Regions from separate parts of the Mus musculus genome. Here region 2 is linked to region 1. A link is a contact called in ENCODE Hi-C or POLR2A ChIA-PET data. All regions are on one chromosome and are shown on one strand. Each heading gives the region's core, a stretch centred on a gene start or an enhancer-like site at or near the end of the contact. The rest is flanking DNA. Distances are from core to core; before and after follow the strand shown. Region 1 holds the start of Zfyve16 (zinc finger, FYVE domain containing 16). Region 2 overlaps Serinc5 (serine incorporator 5).

Region 1 (3,273 bases), core at 716-3,215:
TACAGGTTCAGAGATTCAGTCCATTAACATTAAGGCAGGGACATGGCAGCATCTAGGCAGAAGTGATGCAGGCGGAGCTGAGAGTTCTACATCTTCATCTGAAGGCTGCTAGTGGAAGACTGACTTCTAGGCAGCTAGATTGAGGATGTTAAATGCCCACACTCACATTGACACACCTACTCCAGCAAGGCCACACCTACTCCAATAGGGCCAAACTTTCTAATCGTGCCACTCCCTGAGCTGAGCATACACAAACCATAAAACATACCAACATGAATAGAATCCAACAATTCATGAAAAGGACTGAGCCAATAGGATCATCAGTGATTCAATTGTGCTATGTGGATATCTCAGGTTACACATTATTCGTATCATACTCTTACTAAGAGAGTGTCTAGCTTTCAGTAACAAAGCTAATGAGTGGCAGAACTAGAATTCAAATTCAGGTAGTGAAAAAAGAAGGAGGAAATAGGGGACTGGATTCATAGTTTCAATATCAAGAACATACTTCAAGAATAGGAGTGAGGCAAGAAAGACAGACAGACTGCTCTCCCTCTCAGGTCCCCATTGGTTTCTGTCTTTCCTTCTGGAAGTTCTGTCTTTACCTTGCTTCTCCTTACAGGTGTTCCTGGGGAGGGAATTTGGGCTACTGTACCTGGCTACTAAGCAGGTTCTTTCAAAAGTCCTACTTTATATGTGAATTTGTGTTAACTTATATCCACACCAGGATATGAGAGTATCCACACTATTCTCACCAATGAATTCATCTATAAATTAAGCAAATTGGTAAAACAGATTTATGGAGAATACACTGTTTCTGCTATATTAAGTTTGAACATCAATAAAATGTGGTAGACATGCTATTTTGTGAACTGATTTGCATATACTTTAAAATGTTGTTTTGTTCATTTAAAATAACTCTTATTTGTCCTTACATTGTACTATATACTTTTGCCCCTAATTTGTATGCACAAGCCACTGCTTCTGAATTGAGGTTCCAAAAAGACGACGGCCCCATTTTATCTGTGACAGTGTCCAACGTATAAAAGTGAAAATACACACTGTACTTTGTAGAATTATTCTTATATTTTTGGTTGTGAGACTAGCCTTTAACGGCTGAGCCATCTCTCCAGCCCTTGTGGAATTATTCTTAAGATTAATTAGCTAATGTAAGCGAAGCATCTCTTTTGCATTGTCTGTCAAAGAACAGGCCAGTCACCTTACACAACCAAAAGTTTTGCTCTTGGCAAAAATCAGAGTTTAGAAGGGGAACCAGAAGTAGAGATGCAGAATCTCTGAAAGATAAACTACAGTTGCCAATTACTGAATTGAGGACCTGAGCTCTGACTGTGAAGTCTCTTGAGTACAAATCACAGCAGCGATAACGCTTGTAATCTCTCGAAAGCCTAGGCGAGCCAGCAGTCCCCAAGCTGGTCCGGATACTAATTTTCTCTTCGCTCTCTTTGAATTTTAGAAAACTCGTGGTGAAAATGCGAAGGCCGAAGCAGAGAGCGCGCGCGAGGCATCGGGCATCTCCTTCCGAGAGGGTAGCTGGCTTCTGGTTTTAGACAGCAGCCGCTCTGGAGGCTACAGAGGGTTGGAAATGCAGAAGTACAGCCAGAAGTGCAGGGCGGCGTCGGCCAATCCGCTCACCCAAGGACCGGCATTTAGGAGCTGCCCGGAGGTGAGATACAGTGTCGGCCGCTGGATTTGGCTGGTGCAAACCGGAGTGCCGGGTCAGCTGAGCTGTGGCACTAGTCACCTCCTGAGGCCAGCAGAAGAGCGTCCTTGGAACAGCGTCCGAGCGCAGGATCCCAACGGAGTCGCCTGGCCACTTCCGGCGCGCCCGCGTGGACTGGCTCGGACCCGAGCAGCGCGCATGCGCATAGATCAAGCCTCCCGGAGGGGGCGTGGCAGCGGGAAGCATTCTCTGCGCCTGCGCCCTTCTCTGCTAGGTCGGCTGGGGACGAGCTCTAGGCTGGCGTCGCGCTGTCCTGGGTGTCGTGGCCGGGTTACTCTTCACGCCTCACTGCGGCGTCGCGTCGAGTCCCCGAGAGCTCGGCGGGGTGTGGGGAGGTAAGAGCCTCGGAGCCGCCACCGGCCTCTCCTCAGCGTACTGCGGGCGGAGGGGCGGGGCGGCCTCGGACTCGCTAGGCTGCGACGGCCCGGCCTCGCCTTCCTCCGGGACCCGCCTGCCACCCTGGGCTCTGTGCGGCCGAGATACCCGACCCCATCGCGGGCTGGGCTGGGCCGGGTCGGGCCGCACTGGATCCCGCGAGTCCCCGCGGCGCCTGTTGTCGCCGCCTCCTCCGTTTCACTGATGCCTCAGTGTTCGCTCGCTGTCTTTGGTGCCTCTGAAGAGATGACCTTAACTTTTAACAGTTAACCTGTTTGTGCGACCGTGATTGCAATTTGTTACATTCCAGACTCATGTTCTTGGTTAGCCATGTCAGAAAACCAGCCCGTAAATTTAAATATTAACTTCATCTTTTAATTCAAAGAATAAGTTGGTGATGTCATCCGGTTCCGTCACTTACTCGGCTGAGTTTGGCATTTCTCGAGTTGGCAAAAGTTTAGTGGTTTGATCGTGTCTGTCCGATTTTTCACATAACTTCTTTTTTCCCCCTTCTCTTTGATATTAAACTACACATTTAGTGGCAAGCTATTTAAAAATTAGAGGAGGGAATTAGGAATGAGCTAGTCACCATTCCACCGTGCAAAAGTAACCAGCCGCTTACCATTTTGACATTTTTCTTTGTCCTTTTTTTTTTTTTTTTTTTTTTTTTTTGGCCCCTGTTGCATTTTAAACTTAAAATGATAAGAGTGTTGCTCACCTTTCCCATGTTTTTAAAAGCTGTACACATATACCCATTACATTTTTTTACTATACACATAATAATATGAGCAAAAACAATCTTTTGAAGTAGCTACCTTACAAATAAAACTAATTTTTTTGTCCCCAGTCATAATGCCAATTACACATAGTATCCTATATGGTTGAAGATAATGACAATTGAAAAATATTCAAGAAAATGTAATTGTTAATGCAGAATATTTACCATTTTGAAAATTAAAACTCTGGAAATTCTTTTTTTTCTTCACATATTCACTTAAAAATAGTCATACAATGAAGCAAATACTTTATTATATTAAAAAATCTTGGTTGTTTTTAAATTCTAATTCTAATGTACATTGAACATTTTCTTCATGATCATATTACTGTCTTTCACAATTTTATACCCCTTACAGTCTAGTGTCCAACTGCCTTCTAAT
Region 2 (3,484 bases), core at 966-3,465, 100 kb before region 1:
ATTTTTAAATCTACATTTAGGACCAATTTAAGAGACCAGGCTTCAATCAGCTAGACCCTGGCCTCTGACCAACAACCTAAAGCTCATTATACTGATCTCTTGCATGGGCCATCTCTGTTCAATCCTTGGAATCCACACAGAGGAAGAAGAAAAACAAAGCTAGCAGGTTGTCCTACAAATTACACACACACATGCACACATGATACACATACATAAAGCAACCTCACATTTAGAACCATAAACTAATAGAAGAGATTCTTTCCTTTAATGAAAAAAAGATGGGTGGGGCACTTGTCTTTGTGTGCAGGCACAAGAGGCCACAGATCTCCCCGGAGCTGGAGTTACAGGCAGCCATAAGGCAGCTGATGCAGTGCAGGGAACCAAGCTCAGGATTTTCGGAAGAGTGAGTGCTCTTTACTACAGATCCATCTCCCCAGATCCTAGAGGAGGGCAAATATTCAGAAGACAGGAGAAAAATCAGCAGGCTTTGCTCTCAGACAGGGTAATACTCGGCTCTTCCCACCTCCCTATCTTCACCCCTCAGTACCTGCCTCCTGCAGTGCCTTCTCCCCCACATGCAACTGTGCCCTTACATCCTATCCGTGTATGCTCCTAGCTTGTGACCTCTACATTCCAGCTCCCACGTGCCCCTCCATGGCCAATTGTATTTCCCAATGCTGAAAAATCTGTCAAATTCTGTTGCATTTCCCAGACTCCTCATTAGAAACTTGACAGTGAATATGTGGATGGTAACAAATATCCACTTCCCGTTGTGGCCTCTGCTGTAGGAGGTCCTGGGGCAGGCAGGCAGGCCCAATGGTCTAAACAGGACTACTCCATAAACTGCAGTCAAAGAAACTGACTTACTGTGTGCATTTGTTTTTAATGAATTCTACCATGGTAAAAAGACACCACGTATCTGTTTTTGGCATAGAGTCCTCATAACACTAAGGCAATAGAGTTGTAAATCTGAGGCCAACCTAGGCTACAGAGTGAGTTCCAGGACAGCCTGGACTGTTTGGCTAGTTTTTGAGTTTGGTGGTAGATAAGTACATAAAAATAAATTTGATAATGAAAAGTGTAAACTCCAACGTGATACTCCACAGCTTCGTATCGGCTGCTCTAACAGTACAGCGCTCAATGAGATGTGTAGGCTTTTATGTGTATAGGAGTGGGGAAGCAATACGCATGCGGAGGTTCCAGGACCACTTGCAGGAGTCAGTTCTCTCCTCCAACCAGATAGGTCCCAGGAAATGAACTCAGGTCACCTGGTTTGTGAGCCATCTCATGAGCCCTCACCCCCTCTCATGTAGACCGATTTACTTTGCATGGTCCTATCAGATCCCTCTACTCTGAAGACCCTACACAAGCCCATCTATCTCTCCTTTCCCAGAGAGCAAAGGCTCCAAAGCTGAGGTGTGTAACTCTCCACAAGCTGCGAAGAAGGCCACCTTAGGAGGGATGTCACCCTAAGAAGCTAAGCACTGATTCACAAGTTGTGGCTAAGTGGCTAAGCGGATAAGCCTTTCATGTATATTATCCTAGATAGCCAGTGAAGATACTCCAGCAGACAAACTGCTTTAAGGATTCTGTCAGCTCTAAAACAAAAACAGCAAGGCAATGGAGTTAAGTCAAAAGTGCTCCAGGGTCCTTACACAACACTAGCAAAGCCATGGATACAGAATCCAAGTCAGACAAGTTTCATTACTATGGTTACAAAGCACTGCCGTTGTTTCTGGGCACACCACTGTACATCAGAGCATGAAGTCAGGAACAAAAGACCAAATTCCTCCTTGGTTCCTGTGAACCAAGATCAGAGCCAACTGTGAGAGCTAGCCCTCCATTAAAGTACAACAGAGTCCAAGAACAAAAAGCTGGGGAGAATTCCACCAAGACTCTACAAGCTTTGTTTCAAAATGCAATTAGTCAGTCTATAAAAATGTTGTGTAAACAGAAGTCCAGTTTTCCTTCGGCTCTTCGTCTTCTCATAAACACGGCTCGAGGTTGTATATGCGCTTGTCCTACTTCTCTCTTGACTAGACACGGTTTCGTGAGGAGCAAAGAATGCTATCTAGTCACTTATTCCTACTGGAACATGACTTCAAACCACAGTGCTTAAAACTTACTCTGTGATACAAGCCCAGTCCAACTAAGTTTTTCCGCAGCAGCTGCTTTCCAAACACTTCAGCAACTTTAATCTCAAGGCAAACTACAGAAGAAAGGCCTAGAGCAAAAGCCTCCTCCCTTAAGATGCTGACAGATGCTTTACATAAGCAGACCAAACCACGGATTGAATTTCCTACGCGTACACTGACTACTACCCTGATTTGCAGGTTATACTGTAAAAATCATTTAAAATTATCATTCATAAGAAAATAAAATAATCATTAATATATAAACTAGACACTGTAGGTAAGGTTTTACAATGCTCTTTTACTAGGGCTGCAGAGGGTCCCTTCTGATCACTTAGAAAGCCTAGAATTTGAGGACAATTACAGTGGCCTAGTTTAGTAATTTGACCAATAATACTGCTCTCAACACTCAATCAAAACACTGAACTCCACTGACAAACAGCAATATGAAATGAAAATTTACCAGCACAGCTGTCTGCCCTGGGGTGACAGCACAGCAGCCTGCCTTTCTTAGTATAGGGGTGAACACCTGTAATTCCAGGATTTGAGAAGCTGAAGCAAGAAGACTACAGTGAGTTCAAGGCCAGCTACTCTGCAAATACACAGTTCCAGGCCAGCCTCAGCTATAGGTAAGATCCTGTCTGGGAGGGAAAAGAATTTCTGTCATCCCAGCACTAAAAAGGAGAGCCAGGAGGATGGCTACAAGTTCATAGCCAGTCTGAGCTAACAGCAAGTAACAGGCTATCTTAGTTACTGTTCTATTGCAGTGAAGAGACATCATGATCATGGCAACTTTTATGAAAGAAAGCATTTAACTGGTGGCTTGCTTACAGTTTCAGAGGCTTGGTCCACTGTCATCATGGCTAAGAATGGTGGCATGCATGGCACTGAAGCAATAGCTGAGAGCTACATCCTGAGACAACATTGGACCTGGCTTGGTCTTCTGAAACCTCAAACCCCACCCCCAGTGACACACTTCCTCCATCAAAGCCACACCTACTCCAACAAGGCACACTTCCTAATCCTTCTAATCTTTTCAAATAGTGCCACTCCCTGTTGACTTAGCATTCAAATATATAAGCCTATGAGGACCATTCTTATTCAAACTGACAACATGGGCCAACCAGGGCTACATAGCAAGACTATGCGTGCGTGCGTGCGTGCATGCGTGCGTGCGTGTGTGTGTGTGTGTGTGTGTGTGTGTGTGTGTATCTGTCTGTCTGTCTGTCTATCTGTCTTATACAGCTCAGACTACAAGTAGCCATGCCATCAGAATCACTGTCTTACCTCCACTGAGATTTTAAGGATGATTATATTAAAACACTTGGGCAAGTACTAAGTGAAGTTGATGC

What was found. Hi-C counts contacts between places; a loop is a spot of excess contacts on that map. ChIA-PET counts read pairs that join two places held with the same protein, here RNA polymerase II (POLR2A).
Region 2: a loop to region 1 is called in a map of T-helper 17 cell, with 2.8 times the contacts of the local background. The contact joins the enhancer-like site here to the promoter of Zfyve16 in region 1. A Hi-C loop is called at or near these places in 1 of 37 maps with a recorded cell type or tissue (T-helper 17 cell). POLR2A ChIA-PET finds 5 or more read pairs at or near these places in 1 of 5 experiments (Patski).

Annotation. Positions count from the first base shown.
Region 1 is chr13:92,529,502-92,532,774 of GRCm38, reverse strand. Zfyve16 (zinc finger, FYVE domain containing 16) reads left to right here and starts at 1,965. Exons shown (of 18, transcript NM_173392.4): 1 at 1,965-2,076.
Region 2 is chr13:92,629,963-92,633,446 of GRCm38, reverse strand. The region is part of intron 1 of Serinc5 (serine incorporator 5); the gene reads right to left. Among named protein-coding and RNA genes, the nearest start is that of Serinc5, 21 kb to the right of the region's middle. Within about 2 kb of position 2,215, at least 1 of the 3 ENCODE cell types and tissues checked has a DNase peak (open chromatin) inside an H3K27ac peak, as active enhancers do.